Regions from separate parts of the Homo sapiens genome. Here all the other regions are linked to region 1. A link is an interaction called in ENCODE POLR2A ChIA-PET data of the cell type or tissue named here. Cell type or tissue: HepG2. All regions are shown on one strand. Links, peaks and the distances in the headings refer to the core of each region. The heading gives the core; the rest is flanking DNA. Region 1 overlaps BRD2 (bromodomain containing 2). Region 2 holds the start of CUTA (cutA divalent cation tolerance homolog). Region 3 holds the start of RING1 (ring finger protein 1). Region 4 holds the start of RXRB (retinoid X receptor beta).

Region 1 (5,000 bases), core at 1-5,000:
TCATACAAGAGAGAGGGTTTTCGAATCCTCTTCCCTGGTGCTGCTGCTTCTGGGCCCAGCCCCAGCAACCCTGCATTCCCTTCCCCAGGGAGCCTGTAAAGATGGGAACAAAATTAGGGCAATATCGTCCAAATGAGGAAAAAGTGCATCTGCACAATAGTCTGATGAATCCAGGTGCTGGCCCTAGTGAGGTGGTTAAGCTTATGCCAAGTGCTTCTTAAGCAGAAACAATATCCAAACAATCTGTGGAGCTTTTATTGCTGGCCCCGCCTTCCTTTTATTAATATTTTTAGTATACTATCTAGATCCCACCTTCTTAAGTCTGATAGGCTCTATCTGTTCTTTTTCATATTTTAAAAAACTCCCAAATTGTTTCTGACAAGGCACGACATCTCAGAACTACAGCCCTATGGGGATGGGGCTTAAGCAAAATGGGTGGAGTTAAGAAACTCAAACCCCAAGCTTCCTCCTCACTAGGGGTTTGGTGGTTGCCATGGTGGTTGAGCGCCGGTAAGGAGGAAAAGAACAAATTATGGCTATAAAAAATTCCATAAAATGCTGATAAGACACAGAATAATCCACCTAGATAGAAGAGAGAGCACCATCTTCCACAAGGTCTGGGTAGTTCACGCCACAACAGAACATAGACTAGAAACCCAGAGGAAGAACCATATCAACTTAAAAACAAATTCAGACAAGGAAGAATTTGTCAGACTTCACAGCCCGTAACTTCCAGGCCCTCAAAATTATTCGCACCAAATCAGAGTCTCCTCACTCCAAGGAAGTCAAAAAGCCGTACAAAACAGTCAAGGTCACCAAGTGATAGCCCCCTTCCACCCACCCACTACACAACACGATTCCACTACCAGTTCCCCCTGTAGCACCAACTCCGGACACCAAACGCTAACAGTGGTTCATTTACAGTCCCTCTGGTGCTCCTCCGATCAGTCTTTCCTACCACCTAAGAATTAAAACATCATATGGGAATCTCATTGTTTACATCGCAGAGCTGAACTAGGAACCTTAGCTCTACCCTCCTGCCCTGAATCAAACTTTTAATGTTAGGAAAAAACAATCCCTGCACCAACAAACACCACACACAACCCACCCACCCAAAGAAAGCAAAAGATTTAATGACATACCCTGGGCATTAGGAACCTGCACACACGGGAGAGTGATCCCTTTACCCTTCTCTGGGAATCCCCGTTGCCAGTCCCTTAAGCGCTCCGTCACCATGGCAACCCTACAGGGCGCTAGAGGTGTCCGTGAATCCCCCCTAAAAGGCTAACAGACCGCCGCTAGATACCAGACCCACCAAACGCCAAACCTGCTGTTCAACCTCACTCCACTCCACCGTCAAACTAGCTCTGCCTGACTCGGTTAAGACTGGGCCACGGCGGCATTAATAGCGTATAAATTGACAACCTGTATTCCCCTCCACGAGCAGTAGCCGAGCCGCCACCACCGTTCCAAAACCGTCGCTCAATTCCCTCCGCGCGACCGAGTCGACAGCTGCGCCGCAACAGCAGCGCGCCGGGGCCGCTCAGTACTCCCAACACGGCGCCCCACACCCCTGTGCCGCCGCCCTGCAACATCCCCTTCCCACACGCGGCTCGCGGAAACGTACTTATTGTGGGGAGTCACGTTTTGCAGCATCTTGACCGCAAGGAACCGGCGCTGCCCTCAGCCGCGGAAAGTCCGGGTGGCCTCGGTTCCCCTCACCGCCCGGTCCAGCATAACCCGCTAAGTTGGGGGGAGGCCGTTCCTCTTGGGCCTCCAGGCGACAAACCCCCTGCCTGGCCGGCACGAAAGCAGTCTCTTTGGGGCCTCTCGGAGAGCTCCGGGCAGCTTGGCGCGCTCTGCAGACGGCGGACAGCAAGAAAATGGCGGCGGCCTCAGCTGAGGCGGGCAACTAAGGAGGGACTGACTCTTCAAAAGACGGTCCCCGATCTCAGACACCGTCGTCAATATAGCCCGCTGTTGGTCTGCAGGGATTCCCTCTTCTTGTCGGGCCCCTACGGGGCCGACGAGGTCCCGTTTCGATCTCGGATGGAGGCGGATGAACACGAAAAGTGGTTTAGGGAGCCGCCGCCTCCATCTTTGAAATCCTCTTGAGGGCGGAGTAGAGGGGGTGGACAGACTCCGAGGATTGGGCGGGGCCCGAAAAAGGGGAGCTCCAGGGGCTTCTAGGGGGTCTGTACTGCCCGCTGGGACCAGTCATAGGCCGGGACGAAGGCCATTTCCAAGCGGATGGAGGTGGATTGTAATGGCGGCCCCGGACGACTCGAAGGCTCTGTATCGGTAGGCAGAATCCTCCAGCTCGTTCTAGAGGCTGCTCCACTCCAGCACGAAATGGCGCCGCCGAGCCCCGCGCCAGCCCTTTATATATAGGCGGGGAGGAGGAGCTTCGCCGCTCATGCGCGCCACCCTGCTTGAGCTTTTCCCCACCCCCTCCGCGCGCGCGCGCTCGCTCACGCGGGTGAAGAAGCTGAGTCGAAGGGGAAGGAACACCTCTCCGCGGGAGCTTTTTCTATTGGCCAGCCGCAACGATGACGTCATAAACTTCATTTCCAAGGTGTCAGTCACCAGGCAGAAGAGTGCCGCAGAGACCCACAGGGAAGTGGCAACCCGCCACATCTCCAAGCCAATTGGCTGAGCTGTGGTCCGCCGACTCCAGGGAAAGAGGGTGGTTGGAAGAGGTGCGGAAGCCATCGCCCCAGAGCCTCCAGCACTCTCTCCCCGCCTCCCCTTCCAACAAAGTCTTCCCAAGCTTCCATGCACAGCCCAACTGGAGACTGCCAAGCTCGAGCAGGTCGTGCCATTCGTAGCTCCTCCATTGGCCAAAGCAGGGAAACGGGAGGGGTCGCGTGGGCGTAGCCTGCCTGAACCCGCCAGGGGTGTGGCCGCAAGACGCCTGGCGGGTGGTGGTTCTCGGCGGTAAGGCAGCAGCAGCGAAGAATCTGAAACGAGGAAAAAGACGCCATCTTAGAAGCCGCGGCCTGCTCCTCTATGGCGAACAGCTACGGGCTTCAGAACGGCGATGAGGGGATCTAACGTTCCCATGCCCCACAGTCTAAAACAGTGTTGCCAGAGTCTTATAATACTCCACTCCCTCCCTCAAGCCAAACGATGGAAAGACGAGCAAAACATTATTTACTACTGTTTAGTCCCAAAGACCACAAAAGCTAAAATACGTCTCCCAAATTTGCACGTCCAAGCACCTTTCTAATCCCTCCCCACTCACACCTACAGTTACCAATACATTTCTGCTCGTTCGAAAAATCCTCGGCAACCCTAAAAGTGGGATTAAAATCTCCAAACGCATCCATCTACCCTATACAATGCAACACACCTCACCTCTTCCTCAAACTCCATTCCGGCGTCCGGCTCAGAGCAGAAAAAGCAAGTCCTGGGAGGGATGACTTAAGGGAAAAACCCTCCCCCTCCAGGCGAGCTCGGACCTTTCCCCCCACACGCCACATCACCCCCAAAGGCACACCCGTATCCGCCTCTCAGGGGCCCTCCGCCACGGGGGCGAAAGAACCCCCCCGCCCCCCCACCAGGGTCCGGAGTCCTCCCCACGGAGCGGCTGGTCCATCGGTCAGCGCCAGGGAGGAGGGCGAGCGGAGGAGGCGGCGGCTGCGGCTCAGACTAGCCCTCCCCCTCCTCCCCTCCTCCCCTCCCCCCGGCCGTCCGCCTCCGAGGAGGGGCAGGAGCCATTTTGGGAGCTCAGTTTCGCCCCCTCCCCCCAACTTACTCTTAAGTCTTCCTCCTAACTTGGTTATCTAAATAAGGGTGCAGACTCTGTGAATCAACCAGAGCCCAGAGTCAGGATCTCCAGAGCATCTCTGGGGCCGTCCCCGCCCCCTTACAAGAGAGTGAAAGGATCTCCCCCACCCGAGAAAACCTGGGCTTTGGTGGGGCGTCCCCTCCCCCGTTTCCCCTTTCTTCGCTACCAGGGAGAAAACAAACTTGTGTACGTATCTGGGAAAAATAATCAACGTAGGTGAACAAATATACGGTAAGATTCCCCCTCGCCCCGGAAGGGCTCGTAAGGGCCTAGGTCCTTGAGCTGCAACCACGCCACCCTCCCTCCTCTGCAGTAGCCCTTCAACTCCAACCTCGGTTACTGCGTCTAAAATGGCCGCCAATCTCCTGTCTTCTGACCCCCCGAGTAGGGCAAACCCCGGGAGGGCGGGGGAAAATGAGCGTCAGGAGAGCAGAGTCCCCTTCCCCCAGCCAGGGATCAGGCCCTGGCCCCCAAAAGTACAAGCGGCCCCGTTTGGGTGGCTGCAGCATGGAGGGCAATGACACAGCAACTTTGCAGAGGCCTTTTCCCCTCCCCCTAGCGGCCCAACCTCCCAAATCTGCTTTTCTCCACCGGGGCTCTGCAGGCCAGGACAGAGGCCCATCAGGGGGCCGGCCATGGAATAAAAACTTAGGAGGCTGAGAAAATACTAGGCCTTAGGAAAAGGGCAGCCAGACATTGCTCTCGTTTATTCCCTGCATTCCGGAAAATCACTGCCTCCCGATCCTCTATCCTCCCTTCCCCCACATGAGTCACCAGGGAGGCTACTGCTACTCAGTAATTTGGGAAAGTAACTCTTTCCTCCTTTCCGTTCCCTCCCCCGCAGTACACAAGGAGAGAACTGTTCAGGACTGGGGGAGGGGATGAGGGAGGCGATGGAAGAGGCCACCCTGGAGAAACCCGAAACCTTGGGAGCTGTGAAATCATTCCAGGTCCCGAGCCTCCCTCGCATCTCAGACCATGCTGTCTAGACCCCCTACTGCCAGCACCCACCTTGGGCCTGGTTTCTGTTCCTAAGCAGACCTCAAGCTTTCAGCTTGTAAGCACCCCAGCCTGGAGTAGACACGTGCTCAGTAAAGACCCTACAGGGGCAAAAGGCCCCACAGGCCGTGTCCACGTGAATGCACACAAATTCGGTAAGCGACTCGAAGCGTAACCTCCAGCCTGCGGTGTGACGACTGGAGCTCCCCTA
Region 2 (7,353 bases), core at 2,319-7,318, 450 kb before region 1:
TTTTGTCGGCATCTGGCTGTGGAGGCCCCAGGGCAGAAGGTGGGAAATATGCCCTTGTTTGGACAAGTAGAGACCAAATTTATCTCTTCTCCCATTCAGTGCCCAGAGATTCAACACTGCCCCCACCACCTCACCCCACCTAGTCTCAGTGGACAGGATGGAAGCCACTCCATAGGTCAGGAGCCTTCTCAAGGCACAGTGAGGAGCTTGAGGAAGAAAGATGTCAGGGGGAAAGAATGGAATATCCAGGCCTGGTGACACAGAGGGGCCTCCAAAGACAAGAGCTGGAGATGGGAACAAAACTTTGAGAAGAGAGAACAGTAGACCAAGTGTCGCCTATGGCTGAGATGAGACCAGGGTCCTCCTTCCCCAGCTCTGTTGTTCTTGCCATGCCGCTCTCCCTGCAAACTGCCTCTCCTTTAAACCCCAATGCCACACAGGCCCTATTGAAGTAAGAGAGATGTCACATTGGCGACAGCAAAGAGCTAGAAATTAGGCTTAAGGTATCAGATTTTAGATGGAAAAAAGATCAAACTCTGTCACCTTTATGGGATAACCATGAGTATACTGCAGGAGAACTGGTCTTTGAGCTTCATTCCAACAGAATGCACTGAGTAGCAGAGTTTTGCAAATTCAGCCCTTTTCTGTCTATAAATATGTCTCTCAAATTTACCCAACCTCCAGATCACAGTGAGCGATGAACCCTCAGAATGTCCACCATTTAGAAACCACATACTTTGAAACTCTATCTCAACCCATCTCAGAGACTAACTAATGTTCTCTAGATACAGAGATCACCAATACCTAGCCTCTGAAACTACAGACATTGCAGGCAACATGCCCACCGCACTTAGACACTTGGTATACCCAGAGGAGAAATCTGTTGATACACATAAGCATTTGGGGAAAGGGCTGGTTCAGGCTGCAGCCAAGGGAGGCGGGTTAGACTTCAGAGGGCATCTTTCTCCTGGCAGCAGGGAACTTAGGAACAACTCTAGAAACACACACACACATACTGTCTGGACTTGGTGAAGAATGATTCTGGGAGGCAGATGCAAGAGGCAGAGCAACATGGCTGAGAAACGGGAAATTTTTACTAGGATGAGAAATCCCTCAAGGGCTGAGATGGGGATCCCTTGTTCTAATCATCAAAACCTGTGTCTTTGTACCCCAAATCTCCAACACCCCAATAAGTAGAGGAGACAAGAAAAGAGAAATGATAATAAGAGTTGAGGTATTAAGGGAAAGTGGGTAGGCACAGACTTGTGGTGACAAGGAATGGTCTGGGAGACAAATAATAGGAGTAGATAGAAAAGGAGGCAGAAATGATGGTAAATGCCCAGGGGCAAGGGAATACACCTGAAGGGCTCGACTGGACATGTGTCAGAGCAAAGGAGGCAGACCTAATGCGGAGGCTATGAGAAGGGGTCAAGACGGACTAGTAAAGAAGTGATAGAGATATAAGGGAGCGACCACATAGAAAAGAGATAAGAGAGAGGCAATGAACACCAGAGAGGGGACTGATATAGGGGAAGGACAGAAGGGGGACTCATATAAGGAACGGACACCATATGGGGGGAAAGATATAGGTGATGGACAGCAGAGGAGGGAGGGGGAATGGAAATAAGGATTGGAGGGGTGGGGGAAGGGGGTAAAAGTGATGAAGTGAAGACAGCATTAAGACCCCAGAGGTTACATTTTACTGGTCAAGAGCCTTTAAGAGGGTCAGAGTCTGGGGCAGGATCCTAACCTGTCCCCTACTCCCATCATTTCATCTTACTTGTACTGCCACCCCCCCAAGCACACATAATTTGGCCCTCCCCCTGCCCTGGTCTCCCCTCCCCCACCGTTCCCTCTCTCTTCTCTCTTCCCTCCATCTGGACCCTCCATCCCCCCACCCCCCACTGCCTCCCTCTCTCTCCATCTGGCCCCTTCTCTCCCTCCATCCTCCTCTCTTTTTCCGCCCCTTACCATACTCTGAGTCCCCCACCAAATTATCCCCCCACATCTTCTTGGCTTCTCTTTTCACCCCTATGTTTTCATTTCTCCTTCCTAGCCCCTCTCCCAAGACTCTGTCCCTCTATTTCCTTGATGTTTTCCTCATCACTCAGCTCCCACCCCCAAATTATTTCTGCAGCTTTTTCCCCAACCCAATCCTTCTACCTTCCCACCCCTTTCTGGCGCTTTCTTTCCCCTTCATCATTTTCCCTTCAGCCCCCTTTCAAGGCCCATTTCCTGGCCCCTCCATCCCTTATCTACCCCTATCCCTCTGGCCTCCAATCCCTCCTTCCCGGTTGCTCCCACCCCTGCCTTCCCGGTCCTCCCCTCTCCCTCCATTTCAGCCGCTCCCTTCCCTCGGCCCCGACTCTCCCCCGCCCCCTGCCCCTCCCCCTGTTGCCCCCCATATGGCCCTCCCCCTCCCCCCACCACGTACCTCTGAAGGGGGCATAGGACATCGCGGGGATGCTCCCCCGATGGATGGAGGCTCGAGACCTGCTCATCAGGCCTGGGGGGAGGGGGCGGGGGGACGGGGGAGAAAGAAGAGAGAAAGAGGGGGAGAAAGAGGGGGAGAAGGAGGAGGAGGTGGAGGAGGAGGAGGAGGAGAGAGGAGGAGAGAGGAGCAGAGAGAAGCAGAGAGGAGGAGAGAGGAGGAGGAGGAGGAGAATAAGAGCCAACGGCAGCAGCGGCAGCCGAGAGAGAGGGGGGGCGGGGGAGCGAGCGAGAGCGAAGAGAGCAGGAGGAGGAGGAGGAGGGAGAGACTCTGCAGCCCCCACCCCTACTCCGGGAGGCCCAGATTGTGAGAGAGAGAGAGACCCCTGACTCAAAAACACACCAGAGAGAGACAGAGGTCCTAAAGATGCAGACCCCAGACCCTGAGACAGAGAGACCCTAGACCCACAGAGAAAGATACTTCACCACCCCCCACTGTGGGGTAATTTGAGACACAGGGCCAAAATCTAGAGGAAAAGAGACTCCTGATTTGAGGAAAAAACGACCCCAGATCCCCCAGAGAGAGAAGCTCAATATCAAAATCTGAAAATCCAGTCTAAAAAGGGTTCTCCATACCTACAGATATCTTAGACTCCAGACCCTGAGATGATGATTTCAGGGACCAGGACCTGAGACCTAGACTCAGAAAAAGATGAGGCCCAGATTCAGAAAGAGCCAGATGTAGAATTAGAGCTTAGAGAACTCAGACCTAGAAAGAGACCCCAGACTCAGATCTCAGAGACTGATAACTTAGAGACAGAGACACTCCTGACTTAAGGGGAGATAGAGACTTCAGCTGGTCCGGAGATGGACAACTCAGAGACCCAAAATTCATGAAGAAGACTTCGAAAGACCTCAGAGTGCGACCACAGACCCTGAAACATAGAAACCCCCCAAACCAGAAGCATAAAAGGAAACTCAATCCTAAGAAAGATCTCCACACAAATACTGAAAGACCCCTCCGAAATCTGTCTCAGAGACAAACTCCAAACTCAAAGACAGAGATCTCAGGGAACCTCCCCTCCCCACTTCCCTGCCCTAGAACCTCCGAGAGGTATAACCCTGACGTCAGCCTGGGAAACTCCGAGGCATCCCCACCACCAGACCAATGACCTCAGACCTTGAAGGGAGGGGAAATATTGGGTGGGGGCAGTGGCAAGAGCTTTTTTCTCTGCACCTCCTCCCACCTCTCTGCCTCTCATTGGCCCCTCTCTCCATTTTTGGGTCACAGGATGTGCTTGGGCCCCAGGGAAGTTATGTAGGGCAGGTCCTGGCTCCTTGGGGGATGGGTTAGGGAAAGGAGACCCGAGGCTGAGAGGTGGACCAATCCTGGGGAGTGGAATAGGCAGGGAAGAGGGGACAGAAGGACCATCACCACTGTCCCCATCCTGCAGCCCTCGTTCTCCTTCCCTCTGATTCAGTAGTCTGTCTCAAGCTTTGGGTTTTCAATTAAGATGGCTAGGCCCCATTTTCACCATCCTCTACCACAGGGTCTCGCTCTGTTTTAAAATGCTTCTTTCCTCAGCTAGCTATTGTCTTGCCATGCCCGTGCCTGCCTAATCACTCCCTGCTACCCAGGGACAGCGGGCTTCTAGATCACCGTTGTTCATTCCCAAACCCAGGCATATCTCTGCCCAACTAAAAGGGCAGGGGGCGCTCTCTTAACCCCTGAGTTTGGGGTGAAGGGTCCTTCTCAGACCCTCCCACTCCTTAAGACCTCGGAAACAGTGCAGGGGAGGTCACTAGGCACATTGTGGGGTTTAAGGATGATTCCCCACTCCACAGCCTGACGCATCGACTCTGCGGGGTCTCTGGCCCCCCTTTCCTGGAACCAGCTCTCGCCTCACGTGGCCTGCGAGGCTGGCCTGTGATTGGCCACTTGGCGTCACTCACTGAGTGCCGCCGCCGAAGAGGACCGGCCCCCTCACGTGACAGTGGAACGCCGCAGCGGCTCTCCTCAGCCAGCAAGTGGCAGTTTCGGGTTCACACGGAAACGGGCGTGCCATTTCCGCGCACGTCTGCAGATGCGGTAGTCGATTGGTCAAGTCTCCCATGGCTCCTCCTTCATCAGGAGGTGGGCAAACCGCGCCATGATAGGGTCGGGATTGGCTGGCTCTGGAGGCGCAGGTGGTCCTTCTTCTACTGTCACATGGTGCGCGCTGTTTTCTAATCACGTGGCTGCCACCCAGGTAAGAAGAGGCCGCTCTTCCTGGGGTTGTTTCTCCGTGTGACGTGTGGCCTTTGAGATCAACTCTCCTGTACCAGCGTAGGCCGCATGAGTGGGGGGCGGGCTCCCGCGGTCCTGCTCGGCGGAGTGGTGAGTGACCGGCCCCGCCCCGCCCCTTCCGGTCCTCGAAGCCTCGACCGCTACCCGCACCCTAAATCCCAGAGGTTGGCCCCCTGAGGTGTGAGTGAAATGAGCTTTTGCTTTATTTTCCAAGTTTCTCTCTCACCTTCAGGGGCATTCTTCGGGGGTGCATCAGAGGGAGGGCAGAGCCTGAGGATCTAAGCGAAGGCTTCCCCGGGTGTAATTTCCTGGGCTGTTTGTGAGGAGAGATCGAATTCGCCTCCTGCTCTCAGGCCTCTCTGCTCCTGTCTTTTGTTTGGATGCCGGCGCTGCTGCCTGTGGCCTCCCGCCTTTTGTTGCTACCCCGAGTCTTGCTGACCATGGCCTCTGGAAGCCCTCCGACCCAGCCCTCGCCGGCCTCGGATTCCGGCTCTGGCTACGTTCCGGGCTCGGTCTCTGCAGCCTTTGTTACTTGCCCCAACGAGAAGGTCGCCAAGGAGATCGCCAGGTAGGGACCTCGATGTGCAGCGAGAAAGGATGATCATGAAGGGACAGTTGGGGGTGGGGCAGAAGAGTGCTGCTTTCTCCTTTCTCCAGCTCTGGAAGCCTGTCTCTGGGCTGCCAGTACAAAAACTGGGGTTATGGGGTACTCTGAATGGGACTGTCTCTTCACTCCAGGGCCGTGGTGGAGAAGCGCCTAGCAGCCTGCGTCAACCTCATCCCTCAGATTACATCCATGTGAGTCATAGGAGTTGGGGGGTTAACCTAACTGTAGGAGCTGACTGGGAACCTCTTTCCTGGGGGAAATTCTTTGCTCCCCACAACTCTCCCCCTCTGACCTTTCAGCTATGAGTGGAAAGGGAAGATCGAGGAAGACAGTGAGGTGCTGATGGTGAGAAACATTTCCCCCACCCAACAAAATATCCCCAATCCCTGACCCCTTTAGCCCTTACCCCTCTTCTGAGAAACTGAACTCAATCCCACTCCTTGATTCAACCATGTTTATCTTTGTCCCTTAGATGATTAAAACCCAAAGTTCCTTGGTCCCAGCTTTGACAGATTTTGTTCGGTGAGAACTTTGAGATGGATGGGGTGAGGGTGTGTACTGTGTGGGTGTGACTTGCTGGGCAGTCTAGGGCTTGCGTGTAAGGGAGTGGGTTCTTTTGGGTAAATCTTTGAGTGATCCCCTTCCCCCACCCACCTATTTTGTAGTTCTGTGCACCCTTACGAAGTGGCCGAGGTAATTGCATTGCCTGTGGAACAGGGGAACTTTCCGTACCTGCAGTGGGTGCGCCAGGTCACAGAGTCAGTTTCTGACTCTATCACAGTCCTGCCATGATGAGCCCTGTTCCTGCTCATCATGAAGATCCCCGCGATACTTCAACGCCTTCTGACTTCCAGGTGATGACTGGGCCCCCAATAAATCCCGTCTTTGGGTCTCTCTGCCTTTTGCCTGTTTTTTGTCATGTATGCAAATTTGTTGGGAGAATATAAGTGCTTCTAGTCCCTGTATTCTCTACATCTTTCAGAATGACTCAGAGCTGCTAGATTTGTTTATTTCTCTTTATTTCAATCATACAGAGTCCGGGATCCCTTATCATCCTCCCTCCTCAGTCTCTGCCCCCAGGGGTTAAATAATTTTAAAAAATATTTAAAAAGCTGTAACAAAATAACATCAAAGGAAATGGGAAGGATGGGAGGGGTCAGGAATCATGAAGGAGGGTAGAGAAGAGGGCCTCTTCCCCACTCCCCACTCTTGGATTCCAGCCTGGGCAGTAGGGAGAACTACCCCCTATCTCTCCAGGTACATCCCAGCTGTAGGTGAGGTCAGAGGTCAGGGTATGAAAGTGCCGGTGTGTGTGAATGGGGAGCTGGGCAGAGGCAGGCTGTTCAGAAGATGCCCCCTCCTCCCCACTCAACCAGGTACTGCACAGAGCCATCAGGCCGTACTCTCCGAGCAAGGACCCGGACAGGGTCCCCTCGGGACAGGTAACCAACCCCACCTCGGACTCCTCCCCCAGTCCCAGGAGACAAACTACGGCACAGGGGAGAAGGGGGTGCTGAGCGTCTAGGAAGACCTGGGGATGGGGATGAAACTGAGGAAGATGAGGCAGTCATCGAGTGGGGGGCACTTTTAGGGATGTCTGTGGGGAAACCAATGTGAAGTTCCAGGGGTGACCTAGGGAGAGAAGGCAATTGTAAGAAATGGGCAGAAATGGAGAGCACATGTGAATCAGAGAAACAGTGTTAGAGACTAAGAGCCTTGAGCACATAGAGGGGAAGAAGAGCATCACTGGTAATAGAAGACAGAATCTCACCTGTCTGGGGGTCCACTGTCCCCAGAGGTCCCTGCGGTGCTGGCAGAAGGGTGGAAGGAAGCAAACATCCGGATGGGGCTGCTGGGGTTGGAGTGGGGAAAGTCAGGACCTGAAGCAGGGGAACAGGACCTTCTCCCCCTGGGAAGTGCAGAGCTCAAACACTACCCCCAAGGGACTCCCTTCCCCAGAATACTGGCTACCAGACACTAGTTCTAGAAGTCGGTCTAGGCCAAGAAGTGGGTAGCCAAGGGGGAGAGG
Region 3 (5,000 bases), core at 1-5,000, 240 kb before region 1:
TTCCCTATGTTATTCAAGGTGGTCTCAAACTCCTGGGCTCAAGTGATCCTCCCATCCTCACCTCCCAAAGTGCTGGGATTACAGATGTGAGTCACTGTGCCCAGCCCTATATTTTTCTTAAGAAGAGCAGGGCCAGTTGTTTACTAAGAAACTGCAATTTACACCCATGATTTCCAGCCCTAATGATCAGTCTGTGGTCAGCTCCTAGGATGCTGAGGCTTAGAAGCTAGCAGGCAACAAGGACTGACCCACGGACCCATCCCATCAGTTCTGCTTCTCTCCTGACCCTCACACCTGTGCATGGCCTGCATGCGTAGCCCCTCCTCAATGCTGGAGCTCAATGCCTGCTGGTTGTGCAGGCGGCTCAGGCGGATAAGCACTCGGTCTTGATGGGCCTCGTATTCCTCCCGGCTAGGATAGATCTTAGAGATCAGGGCATCAAAGTTGGGGTCTGGCCGTAGGGATCGCTTGGACACCAGCTTCTTTCGGCAGGTAGGACACTCCTTGTTCCTGGGGTAGGAGAAGGGAAGCCCTGAGTGGTCAGTCAAGGGAACTGAAGCCTAGGCTGAACCAAGACCAGTGAGAGGGCCCTAACTTTGTACCCCTTCATCTCATCTCAAACATGTCTCTCCTATTACCCGCTCCGTAGGGCTGTGACAATGCAGTCAGAGCAGAATCTGTGGAGGCACTCCTTGGTGGTCATCGTATTCTTCAGCATGTCCAGGCAGATAGGGCACATGAGTTCTGAATGCAGTGACCGAGGGGAAACAGCAATCTCTGTGCCATCCATTATGGCTTCCTGAAGGCATCAGTGAGTAGAAAGGTGGTGTGGGTTAGAGGGAAAGGGGTTTTAGAAACAGCAGCCCATAAAATAAGAATTTTGAGAAATACAGTGAGAAGACCCATGTTGGTCTCTATAGGAGACAAGAATTCTGAGAAAGAGAAGGACTGATGACTTGGAGCAAATGGAGAAAAGACAGACTTTAGTGTCCATTAACTAAGAGTAGGAGCTTTGGAATAGGAGGATCTGAGGTGGCTAAGTGGCCTAGGAGTGAAGATGGCACAAATCTGTGGTTGGGAAAAACTATTCAACAAAATTTTTTAAAGTCCTGGTGCTACCTGTATTAGAACCCCATAGGGTGCCTGTTAAAAATTCAGATTCTGAGAACCCAATTCACTACTGAATCAGAATGTTGGGGGGCATGAAGCTCTGCTTTTAATAAACTCCCAAAGTGAGTCTTATGTGCACTGACTTATGACACTGAATGAGGAACAGGGAAGGTAATTTTTGTGTTTGTGATCTTTCAAATGAAGATAATAATACTTGTTCCACCTCTCTGGCAGGGCTGTTTTGAGGATTAAATGAGCTAAATGCGAAAGTGCTTTGGAAAGATTAAGGTGATTCAAAGGTAGGGCCAGGCAAGGCAGAATAGAGCAAATTACGGAAAAGAAGCTGTGTGATGCGGTCTGTGGATATAAGGGTTTGGGGGAGGGGGTAAGCCTGAAAGGGAGAATGCCTGTCACCTGCGGGGTCCGGTGCAGCTCATACAGACTCAGTTCCCACGTTTTGCTGGCATTCTGGGCATTCGCCGGCGTCGTCATGGTGACCGGGCGCAGACCCCCCACCAGGGCTCCACAGCCGAGGAGAAGGCGAAGAAGGCTGGGGGTGGGGGGAAGGGGAGGAGGGCGTCAGGGGGGCCGCCCCTCGCGTAGACCCCGCCCCTCCAGAAGCGCCCCTCTCCGCCCCCGCTCCCGCCCCCGCGCCGGCACTGCCCCTCACCCAGCTCCAGCCGTTCGCGCTCCCGCCGCCGCCGCGCCTCTCCCTAGGCCCGGGCTCCTGGGCCAAGTTCGCTCGGTCCGCAACCGCTGCTCAGACAGCAGCTCCCGCCACCGCCGCCGCCATGGCCCGGGCGCTGGGGCCCTACGTCACTTCCGCCTGCTCCTCCGCTACACCCGCTCCCCCCGCCGGCGGAGACGTCACCCACCATTCGCGGCGCGGGTGGGACGGGACGTGGACGCCGCGGTTCTCCCGCCCACGGGACGGGCTCGTCCCGCGTGAGGATCCTGCGTCCCGGGAGTTCTGCGCCACTTAGGGAACCACGGTCTCCGCCCCCGGCCCAGCACCGTCGCGCGGCCAACAACCTTAGCCTCGGTTCCCTTCCAGAGGCCCCCACGCGGGGCCTCAGCTCCGGGGGGCCGGGGCCTGGAATATCTGGGACCCCAGGAGGGGACAGAGGGCTCGTGAAAAGGGCTACCTCCCCCACTCTGCGTACCCTGGCGACTCTGGGGATCAACCCCCCTCACTTCTCCGTAACCCCCATTCCAGGATCCCGGGGGAAAAGGCTGCAAAAGATCTGCCGCTTTAGCCTTCTAGTCCTGAGAACACACCTAGGTCCCGATGTGCCCGGGATTCCCCTTACCACCCTGGGGACTCCCTCCACCCTCTGCTTTGGCTCTCCCTAGACCCTCCGACCCGCTCTCCCGCTCGAGGTTTGGGGGCGGCGGCTCGGGACGTCCAGACTCAACTCTCGGCCGGAGCCATAGACTCGAGAATTGCGTTTGGACAATCAGGAGCCGCGGCCCGGGGCGGGGAAGGGAGGGAGGCGCACGGGAGGAAAGGGGGAATGGAGACACCACGCGGAAACAGGGACATACACAAGATGGAGCTCCCATTGGGAAGGGGGGGTGCGCGTGTGGGTGGGGTACACAGGGGCAGAATGTCTGGAGTGGGAAGTGGGCAGAAGCCTCTTCGAGGACTCTAGAGTAAACGAAGGGGATGGGGAGGAAAGAGAAGAGGAAGGGGCAGAGCGATCCCCATTGAGTGTAGGGAATGAGAGGGATACAGGGCGAGGGGGTGGGGGGCAGTTAGAGACCCTGATGGGCATCTTGTCCCCGCCCGAGCTGAGGCTCCCGGACTTGGGCTGCGGCTGCCAGGGGGTGGCCTGTCCCTGGGACAAGGCAGCAGTGGGTGCCCTCGCCCCCCACCCCAGTTCCCCCCTACTTCCCTGTCCTCTCCTTCAGTCCGTGGCCAGTCCTTATGTGGGCGCCAGAGTCGATTAGCGCAGACCCCCCTCCCCTTCCTCCTCCTCTTCCCAGCCCCCTCCCTCCTGCTCTCTCCAGCCCCTTTCATCGGCTGGTTCATTCCCCTAATCCTGGCCCCCTCCCCTAATCCCCCCCATCCGACCCCAGGCCGGCTGCAGCTATTGTAAGGTGGAGAGAAAGGGGAGGGGGGGACTCAGAGAAAGGAGAGGGGTGGGGGAGGGCCACCTGTTCCAAGACCCCCTTTCAAGGCCAGACTGGACACCAAGATGGGGCCATGAACAAATCACCCTTGGGGACCATAAGAACCCAGGGAGTTGGGGGGAGGGGACTGGTGCTGCAGAACCAGTGGAAAGGGGTGACGCACGAACCCCTCCCTTCAAAAAGACCCGGAGTGTCACGCATACACAGTGACACATACTCTTTCCTCTCACACCCGGCGGCGGGGGTTGCCCTGGGAGACCAGGCAGAGAAAGGGAACAATCCTTCGGGAAAGGGAAAGGAGGGGGAGGTGGGGAAGGGTCTGAGGGCTTGGACACAAGAAGAGCCGGAGGTGGCAGGGAAGAGGACTTGGAATTTATTAGGGTCACAAGCACCCCTGCTTCCCATATTCAGCATTCCTGAACCATACACTGCCACCCCTTTTGTATCCTGGGAACTTAGAGTCCTCATCAGCAGGAGGCCAGGCAGAGTGGTGGGGGGGTGAGCAGAGTCCAGGGTCCTTGAGGCAGTTACATGAAAAGACCTCCTGGGAGGGGCAGAAACATTTGGACAGATGCATGGGTGGAGACACAAATGGGCTAGGGGGTACCCACTTCTGTCCCTGGCCTTGGGAACCTCTGCCCTTCCCAGTGGCTCCAGACTCCCCTTACTTGCTTTCTCATATAGTCTGGGTTCTACTTCTCTGCCCTCTCCCTCCCCATGCTGGCCTCATACCAGTGACTTCCACTGAGGTCCCTGTGATGTATCCACTATCTTCAGATGCCAAGAATGCGACCACATCTGCCACATCTATGAGAATGGTGGGGAGAGGGCAGAATTCTGCTCACTCCCATAGACCCAAAACAGCCATAATCTCCCACCAAAGACATCCCTCCCCACAAACCTCTCCACAGACACCAACCACCAGTCCCCTAGAAAATCCCCAAACTTTGGGGATCTCTTCATTCAGGCCCCCTTCCCAGGGACCCCACTACATTCAGTGCTCACCCTCAGGGTCCCCCAAGTGTCCCATCGGGATCATTTCAGTAATCTGTAAGGAAATACTCATGTGGGTGAAAGCTTCTTTTATGGATTTTTTTGAAGACTGAGTCTGTGACCCTTTTTTGTCTTCATTTCTCATACATTCATTGAATATTTAATGTTTGCCAGGAACTGTGCCCAGTATTCTCTCTCTCTCTCTCTCTCTCTCTCTGTGAAGCCCAGAGAGATTGAGTCTCTGAATGATTCTGCCCTCCACCCACAGCCTCCTACCTTGTCCACCACTTTCTGTGGCACTTTCTGTGTCATGGGTGTTGCAATGAACCCTGGGAGGACAGAGTTACAGCGGATCCCATGTCTGTGGGAAGGAGAGTGGCTGCCGATTCTGGAGAGGGCTGAATGCTGGTACCTCCCTCAGACCCCCCAGGTGCTCCCCAGCACCCTCAAGCATCTGACCAACCGTCCAAGCTCCCGGGCTGCGGTCTGGGTCAGCCCAATCACTCCAGCCTTGGATGCTGCATAGTTTGTCTGCCCCACGTTCCCCACCTATAGGTGAGTCAGAGATGTGGAATGAGTCAGGAGTCTCAAGGAGGGGTTCTCCTCTCTATACCACTTGGCTGGCTGACCTCGTCCAACTCAACCTGACCTTTCCTACGATGCTACTGATGTTGATGATGGAACCACGACAACCATTGGACACCAGGGCTTGTGCTGCAGCCTGAGTGACTAGGAAGGTGCCCTGGCGGGAAAGGGTAACAAGG
Region 4 (7,231 bases), core at 1-5,000, 230 kb before region 1:
GGAGAGATAAAGGGTTTGAGGCAGCTGTGTTTGGCAGACATCACCAACCTGCTTTTTGCTGCAGCCAGACTGGACCAAGATGGCAAAGTCTCCGACCTCGTGGGGCACTTCATGTAGCAGGACAGTCATTGTGGTCAGGATCCCTAGTCCCCGGCCCCCTCGAAAGGAAGCCCCAATGGCCAGACCATCAGTGAAGTTGTGTGCCAAGTCAGCAGCCAGATTCAGGTACCCCGACACACGCAGGTCTTGTACAGGACAAGAAGAGAAAATGATCAGAGGCTTCCATCACCACTTGTTCCAGTCTTGGTCAGCTATTCTCACACCTCCCCTCAGAGACCACTTTACACCCAGTCCTTTAGTGTTTCTCAGATACCTGCCATTACCCACAGCACATATTCCATGTGATTTGTGATGATGTCCCTTGCCCAAATTTATCACCAACTCTGGCCCTTACCTAAGCCTCTTTTTTCTTCTTCAGCGTTCTGAGGTCTCACTGGCCCATCTTTGGGTACTGTGCTCCCTCCTCGCCTCTTCTGAACCCCTCTTGTTTCCTTTTCTTCTTCCTCTGAGCTCTGCTTCTCCTTGGTAGAACGCTCTGAGGGAAGAAAAGAGTTGGTCAGAGTGGAGAACAGATCTTCCAACATGTCCTCTCCCTCCTGAGGGCCATAAGATGAGGAGATTCTGAGGCAGGCAAGTCAGCTTTCAGGAAAGTTGTTCCTGGGCTCACCTTGTCTTCCATGTCCATGACTTCCACGTGTATGACTGTGAGCGTGTCCATGTCCATGACTGTGACCATGTCCTCCTTTCACATGTCTCACAAATTTCTCCACGACAAGAAAGGCAACAATTCCACTGAGAACCCACAGTCCCACAGACAGAATGGGGCCCTGGCCTGGGAATGGAGGCATTGAGACATTAAGGGAGATGTGCATTCCAGACTCCTCCTCCTCAAGTGCGGGAGGTGAGGAATAGGGAGAGACGGACCTTCCCCAGCACCCCAACTCCCATCCCCATCTGTCTCTTCCTCACCACTGTGGGAGTGTCCATGTCCGGGTTGCTCCAGAGTGTGGTGAGAATGAGGTTCTGGAAGAAGGGGGGAAAACCAGATGAGGGAATATCTGACACAATGAGTGTGTATTTGGGGGAATATCGAAAGGTCAGGGATCATAAAGGAGAAAGAACCCTTTTCCTCCAAAGAACGAAATAGGTTAGATTTGAGGTAGAAGTCAGAGGTTACTTACCAAGAGCATGAGGAATGAGGTGCAGGAAAGCATCTCCCAGGAGCCCACCGGAAGCAAAACTGAGCAAGATCTGAAGTAGAGAGCGATGCCGGGGAGAGTTCGACTCCACGGGGATAAGGAAGAGGACAAAAAATGGAGCTGCTGAGATCAGCACTGTGGCCCCCAGTGCCTGGTGAGGGAGAGTCAAGGTCAAGTACTGTGGAGTTTCCCAACAATCCAGAACCAGCCCTTCTCTCTCCCATCCCCTGGAGACTCACATAAGCCCAGAGAGTGACAGCATCCAGGTCCTGCTTGATGCCTGGAGCCCCAGACTCCCCATAGCCTCCATGGCTATGCTCATGGTCATGTCCATGTCCTCTGTGGTAGAGGCTCTCATGGGAGTAGCCATGGCTATGGCCATGGTGTAAATCCTCATGTGAATGTCCATGGTCGTGATCGTGGGTATGTCCATGCCAGATGCTCTCGTGAGTGTGGCCATGGCCATGGGCATGGCTGTGGCCATGGTGGAAATCTTCATGTGAGTGCCTGTGGCTGTGGCCATGGAAGTCCTCTTGCAGATCGTCGTGCAGGTCGTCATGACCCCCGAGTCCAGCCACCAGAAGCCCCAAGGTCGCCCAGGTCAGCAGTCCCACGGCCACCCAGTGGGGGGCCCCCAGGCCTCTGGCCATCACGCTGACCAGAGGGACAGAGGCAGTGACTCCACTTGACTCAACTCTATACCTACACAGGGTCCGCTTTACTCCAATCGCGCCCTCCGTCCACCTCTATGGGCCGCTCTCCCATTCCCTTAAGTTCCCACCTACATTGTTCCCAAGACTAGTTCTCTTTATCCCGAACCACCTCCCGGATGTAGGGCCCTGGGACACTAATCTTTCACCAGCCACTTTACAGACTCTCTGGGCCCTCGTCTCTACGACTCATTAGGTGAGGAAAAGGCCTGGAAAGGATGGTAGAGAAAAAACAGAGAATTCTCACCGGCTCCGGGATCCTCTCCTTTCCCGGTTTGCTTGGACGTGGCAGTCCCGCCTTTAGATCCCGCGAGAACAGGAAGTTCCGTTCCACCTTCGCCCTAATGCCTTTACCAATATGGCGGCACTCCGGTAGCGACGAATCCATCCTGCACTGACACGCATGCGCGAGTGTGGAGGTGATTTGAGGGGAGGGTGGGCGAGGCGGGCTAACAGGCCGGAGGAGACCGCCTCCTCGGTTTCCAACTAGACGAGGGGGCGGGAACTCGCGCCGAGACTTCCCGTCTGTACAAAGATGGCTGCCACATTGGCGCTGTCATTTTGGTACTGAGCAGAGCGACGGGCTTAATTCGACCCAATCCAGGCCAGAGTCTTTCTCTCAGGGGCTTCCTCGTGCTCAGCTAATCCTCCGATCAATCCTTGGGAATCCCTGGGACCTCTTCGGTATCCCTACTCTCAGCCAGGGATCATGTCTTGGGCCGCTCGCCCGCCCTTCCTCCCTCAGCGGCATGCCGCAGGGCAGTGTGGGCCGGTGGGGGTGCGAAAAGAAATGCATTGTGGGGTCGCGTCCCGGTGGCGGCGGCGACGGCCCTGGCTGGATCCCGCAGCGGCGGCGGCGGCGGCGGTGGCAGGCGGAGAACAACAAACCCCGGAGCCGGAGCCAGGGGAGGCTGGACGGGACGGGATGGGCGACAGCGGGCGGGGTGAGTGCCCCAGCAGAAGGGCAGGCGAGCCAGTGACCGCTTTATCTGCGACCCCTCCCCCACACCCTCCCCCGGTGCTCTTTTCCTTGCGCTCCCGCCCCCTTGTTTGTAAACACGCGTCCCCTCCCTCCCGAGGGCCTTAGCACCCTCCCCCCCGGGGCGGGGCGGGGAAGGGGAGCTTCCGCCCTCCTAGCTGTGACCGCTTGAGGCCTTGGGCACCGGAGGTCGCGGGCCTGGGAAGGGCACGATTCCTCTTAAACCTCAGGACTTTGGGCGTTTACAGGCAGATCCTGCGTCTTAGGAGGGGTCTCTCCTGCCTGTCTCTTTCCCTTGCACGCTCTGGCTACCTGGCTTTACGCTGGGAATAGAGGGGCTCGATGGTCTACCCCACGTGCTGCCCCACCCACGAGACAGGTGTGGCTTTGGGATGACCTGGTATTCATTCAAATGGATTGGTTGGAAAATTTTCCTCACCTGAACTATCCTCCTCTCCTTGTCAACTCCCTCCTCTCACCACAATGAGGAGTTACGCTGTTTTTGGGTTTTTTTAGCCAGTCAAATATAGCAGTGGGAGGTTGTATACCAATTTTAGTGACACAAATGTTAATAAGTTCTGATAACCCACTACCATCGGACCAGCCGGAGTTACACTGTTGTTTGACAGCAGGGTGTCTCTGAACTTGGGGATGGGTGGAGTGGGCTGGGTCCGGCACGGTGGGGTATTAGAGAATTAAAGTCTCTAGTTGGATGTTTGAAGACTCATTTTCTTTTTTTGTCTCTTCTGTCTCTTGTGTGTCTGTGTGCCTGTACATACCCCTCCCTCAGACTCCCGAAGCCCAGACAGCTCCTCCCCAAATCCCCTTCCCCAGGGAGTCCCTCCCCCTTCTCCTCCTGGGCCACCCCTACCCCCTTCAACAGCTCCATCCCTTGGAGGCTCTGGGGCCCCACCCCCACCCCCGATGCCACCACCCCCACTGGGCTCTCCCTTTCCAGTCATCAGTTCTTCCATGGGGTCCCCTGGTCTGCCCCCTCCAGCTCCCCCAGGATTCTCCGGGCCTGTCAGCAGCCCCCAGGTGAGAGGTTGTGACCAACTTACTGCCTGGCCACTTTCATTTTCTTGTTTTCCTTGTAACCCCAGATCCTTGTGTGAACTTCCCCATGGCCCATTGACCTTCCAATCCTCTAACCTTGTCAGGCCTGTGGTCTTTATGAGACCCCTTGCCTTTCCTGAGGTGACTGATCTTTCAGTGCATGCTTCCTCCCCTAAAAGAACTCTAATATTCTTTGTTTTTGTGTGTGTGTGTGTGTTTTTTTTTTTTTTTTTTTTTGAGATGGAGTCTTGCTCTGTTGCCCAGGCTGGAGTGCAGTGGCACAATCTCAGCTCACTGCAACCTCTGCCTCCTGGGTTCAAGCAATTCTCCTGCCTCAGCCTCCTGAGTAGCTGGGATTACAGGTGCCTACCACCACGCCCGGCTAATTCTGATATTCTTGATGTCCTTTTCATCTATCTGATTTTCTGCCCTTTTGATCCCATCTGCTTTCCCAAGACACCTGCCCTTCAGGGTCACTGTGTTGCACAATTTCAGGGGGGGCCTGTTTATTCACTTTGGGGTTGTGCTCCAGGGATGGCCTTTCACATAGACTGCAGTGTAAATGACAGCCTCTGGAATGTGCATTGCAGGGCCTTGCTTAGTGGTAGGGAATGATTTCCATCACTTCTGTGACATTCTGCTTCCCAATAAGTCTTCCTGTGACTTCCCTATTTCCCCCATCCCAGATTAACTCAACAGTGTCACTCCCTGGGGGTGGGTCTGGCCCCCCTGAAGATGTGAAGCCACCAGTCTTAGGGGTCCGGGGCCTGCACTGTCCACCCCCTCCAGGTGGCCCTGGGGCTGGCAAACGGCTATGTGCAATCTGCGGGGACAGAAGCTCAGGTATGTGGCTCAGAGGATGAACAGAGAGGGAGAGTCTGGGCCATGTATCATCACCTGTGGGATTCCCAGGGCTTATGGAGTTTGGTCAGAGCAAGTGACCTGGGGGAGGCCTGATGGGAGTAAAGAAGCTGAAGCTGAGATGTAGGACGCGATTGGGGGGAAGGTCAGAGGGAAAAGGAAGCAGCGTGTAGGGTTTCTGAACAGTGAGGAGACTGGGACTGGATCATCACTCAGCTCCTGGTTCCCTATCTCTGTATTTGGCAAACAGGGAGGACTTTAAGTTTTGCTAGGGGGAGATTGGAAACAGACTAAATGGTGAAGGTGTCTCCATGCAACCTTCTTATTGCTCCTCCCCTTTCCCTGTAGGCAAACACTACGGGGTTTACAGCTGTGAGGGTTGCAAGGGCTTCTTCAAACGCACCATCCGCAAAGACCTTACATACTCTTGCCGGGACAACAAAGACTGCACAGTGGACAAGCGCCAGCGGAACCGCTGTCAGTACTGCCGCTATCAGAAGTGCCTGGCCACTGGCATGAAGAGGGAGGGTAAGGACCCGCCCTGCCCAGGCGTCTTAGACCACATGCCCTTCTCCCTTATCCCACTCAGACTGTGTACCTCTCTGGAAGGGTGGACTGCTCTCTCTCCTCTAGAGGGCGATATTTGATTTCTCTCTCCCTTCGCAGCTCTCCTCCCTGTTACCCTGTTCTGGCCCTTGAGTTTCCTTCTTAATGGTTAGGCCTCTGTGGCCTGCACATATGACCCCTCCCTAGACTGATCCTAGGATAGGATAACTTTTCCTTAGCCATGATGGGCTGTCTCCCCATTTCTAACCTGAGTGGTTCCTCCTCTGATTCCATGGACCTTCTCTGGTCTCTGTCTCCTGTTATCTGTGATCTTTCCTCTAACTCCTGGGACTGGGCACTCTTAAGCTTACAGACTTTACTGAAGACCTCAGGGCTTCCCTTCCTTCTTCTGTGTCTCCATCTTATCTTCTTAAGTCAGATTCCTAGGATTCTGAGAGACACTTTAGAGCATATCTTGGTCAAAACACCCACTTTAGAGAAGATGAGCCTGAGGCTTGGCTTTCCCAAGGTCATGCAACAAAGGAGTGGCAGGCAGGTTTGGGATCAGAACCCACATCTTCAAAGACCTAGGCCAGTGCTCCTTTCACTGCCTATTTGTTGAGTCAGAAGAGCACAAGATTTGCACTCAGACACACTTAGAGTCAGTTGTATGACCTGCCATGTATTATATGAATTTAAGCAAACTAATCTCTTTGAACCCCGAGTTCTTCATCTTAAAAATGAGAATAAATGCTTCCAGCATCATTATGATAATTGAGTGAATGGTAAAATGTGCTTAGCATGTTTCTTGGCATATTTTATTTAAAAAAATTTTTTTTTTCAATCAGCTTTCTCAGGTTGAATCTTGGCATGTTTTTTTTAACCATGTAGTAGGCTCTCCATTTAAATTCCTCCCTAATTCTTTTACCTACCTCACCCTTCCCGACTGACTTACCTGCCCTTTTATAACCCTTCCTTCAGGGCTGCCCCCAGTCCACCCTTTCTAGTGACTTCCCCAATTCCTATAAATATCTCCCAAGGGCCATGAGATCCTGATGAGGCCGTAAGGATATTTGTGGAACCCCTTCATGGCTGGCTGCTGACTTTCCATTTTTTCTCTCCCCCTTCCCCCTGCAGCGGTACAGGAGGAGCGTCAGCGGGGAAAGGACAAGGATGGGGATGGGGAGGGGGCTGGGGGAGCCCCCGAGGAGATGCCTGTGGACAGGATCCTGGAGGCAGAGCTTGCTGTGGAACAGAAGAGTGACCAGGGCGTTGAGGGTCCTGGGGGAACCGGGGGTAGCGGCAGCAGCGTGAGTGTTGGGGTCAATCCACTCTCCTTCGTGATGGGGGTTGGGGGAGGCAGTCTAGGTCTGTTCTACATCCCCTCCCCCTCCTTTCCCCTCATAACCTTCCTAACACTACTTGGGACTGGAGGTGCTGCCAAACAAGGTCTTTCAAACATCTGAGGTGGATGTGATAGCTCCTTCTGTCTCCACTCCCCAAACAACCCACTGGCAGAACCATAGGCATGTCCCAAATAAATAATTGTTTGCACTAATGCCAGAAGAGAAGACTCACTTACAGGGATTGGTTTGGATGGGGCTCACAGGAAGACTATATGTAAGGAGGGGGTGTCAAAAGCCTCTTACAAGGGGGCTCCCAGCATATCTCAAAATCTTCCATAACTCTTACCCCCGTCCCCTGCAGCCAAATGACCCTGTGACTAACATCTGTCAGGCAGCTGACAAACAGCTATTCACGCTTGTTGAGTGGGCGAAGAGGATCCCACACTTTTCCTCCTTGCCTCTGGATGATCAGGT

The links. Peaks named below come from ENCODE experiments on the same cell type or tissue, not always from the same donor. Only the 100,000 strongest peaks of a DNase experiment are listed, where the experiment ranks them.
Region 2: POLR2A ChIA-PET joins it to region 1 with 11 read pairs; 12 of 35 experiments call an interaction of 5 or more read pairs at or near these places.
Region 3: POLR2A ChIA-PET joins it to region 1 with 12 read pairs; 24 of 35 experiments call an interaction of 5 or more read pairs at or near these places.
Region 4: POLR2A ChIA-PET joins it to region 1 with 67 read pairs; 24 of 35 experiments call an interaction of 5 or more read pairs at or near these places.

Annotation. Positions count from the first base shown.
Region 1 is chr6:32,969,555-32,974,554 of GRCh38, reverse strand. BRD2 (bromodomain containing 2) reads right to left here. Exons shown (of 13, transcript NM_005104.4): 2 at 1,628-2,960; 3 at 1-93. The coding sequence starts at 1,656. Among named protein-coding and RNA genes, the nearest start is that of BRD2, 3.5 kb to the right of the region's middle. RefSeq lists enhancers at 1,770-2,378, 4,190-4,728, 3,847-5,000. In HepG2, for the core only: a CTCF peak has its summit at 4,364 (motif pointing left); DNase peaks (open chromatin) are centred at 2,534, 3,704, 4,314, 4,634 and 2 weaker places; H3K4me3 peaks cover 4,586 bases; H3K27me3 peaks cover 386 bases.
Region 2 is chr6:33,415,413-33,422,765 of GRCh38, reverse strand. It overlaps PHF1 (PHD finger protein 1), which reads right to left. Exons shown (of 15, transcript NM_024165.3): 14 at 7,096-7,176; 15 at 6,327-6,956. The coding sequence ends at 6,668. It overlaps CUTA (cutA divalent cation tolerance homolog), which reads left to right and starts at 4,659. Exons shown (of 6, transcript NM_001014840.2): 1 at 4,659-4,807; 2 at 5,071-5,285; 3 at 5,456-5,515; 4 at 5,624-5,669; 5 at 5,797-5,846; 6 at 5,990-6,324. The coding sequence starts at 4,766. The coding sequence ends at 6,116. It overlaps SYNGAP1 (synaptic Ras GTPase activating protein 1), which reads right to left and starts at 2,701. Exons shown (of 19, transcript NM_006772.3): 1 at 2,435-2,701. The coding sequence starts at 2,501. In HepG2, for the core only: a CTCF peak has its summit at 4,158; a DNase peak (open chromatin) is centred at 4,535; H3K4me3 peaks cover 2,457 bases.
Region 3 is chr6:33,205,425-33,210,424 of GRCh38, reverse strand. HSD17B8 (hydroxysteroid 17-beta dehydrogenase 8) reads right to left here. Exons shown (of 9, transcript NM_014234.5): 4 at 4,886-4,978; 5 at 4,700-4,785; 6 at 4,513-4,597; 7 at 4,249-4,291; 8 at 3,976-4,050; 9 at 3,594-3,787. The coding sequence ends at 3,771. It overlaps RING1 (ring finger protein 1), which reads right to left and starts at 1,925. Exons shown (of 7, transcript NM_002931.4): 1 at 1,781-1,925; 2 at 1,525-1,660; 3 at 639-799; 4 at 295-510. The coding sequence starts at 1,602. It overlaps MIR219A1 (microRNA 219a-1), which reads right to left and starts at 2,590; the gene lies at 2,481-2,590. RefSeq lists an enhancer at 4,177-5,000. In HepG2, for the core only: no CTCF peak of the experiment used is centred there; DNase peaks (open chromatin) are centred at 1,934 and 4,804; H3K4me3 peaks cover 1,878 bases.
Region 4 is chr6:33,195,924-33,203,154 of GRCh38, reverse strand. RXRB (retinoid X receptor beta) reads left to right here and starts at 2,490. Exons shown (of 10, transcript NM_021976.5): 1 at 2,490-2,913; 2 at 3,739-3,986; 3 at 4,691-4,847; 4 at 5,214-5,393; 5 at 6,549-6,721; 6 at 7,119-7,231. The coding sequence starts at 2,679. SLC39A7 (solute carrier family 39 member 7) reads right to left here and starts at 2,288. Exons shown (of 7, transcript NM_006979.3): 1 at 1,499-2,288; 2 at 1,242-1,410; 3 at 1,030-1,083; 4 at 728-892; 5 at 455-595; 6 at 49-245. The coding sequence starts at 1,909. It also overlaps the pseudogene RNY4P10. RefSeq lists enhancers at 1,256-1,757, 1,758-2,259, 2,260-2,761 and a silencer at 5,298-5,498. In HepG2, for the core only: a CTCF peak has its summit at 1,874; DNase peaks (open chromatin) are centred at 1,924, 2,364, 3,024 and 4,504; H3K4me3 peaks cover 4,296 bases; H3K27me3 peaks cover 368 bases.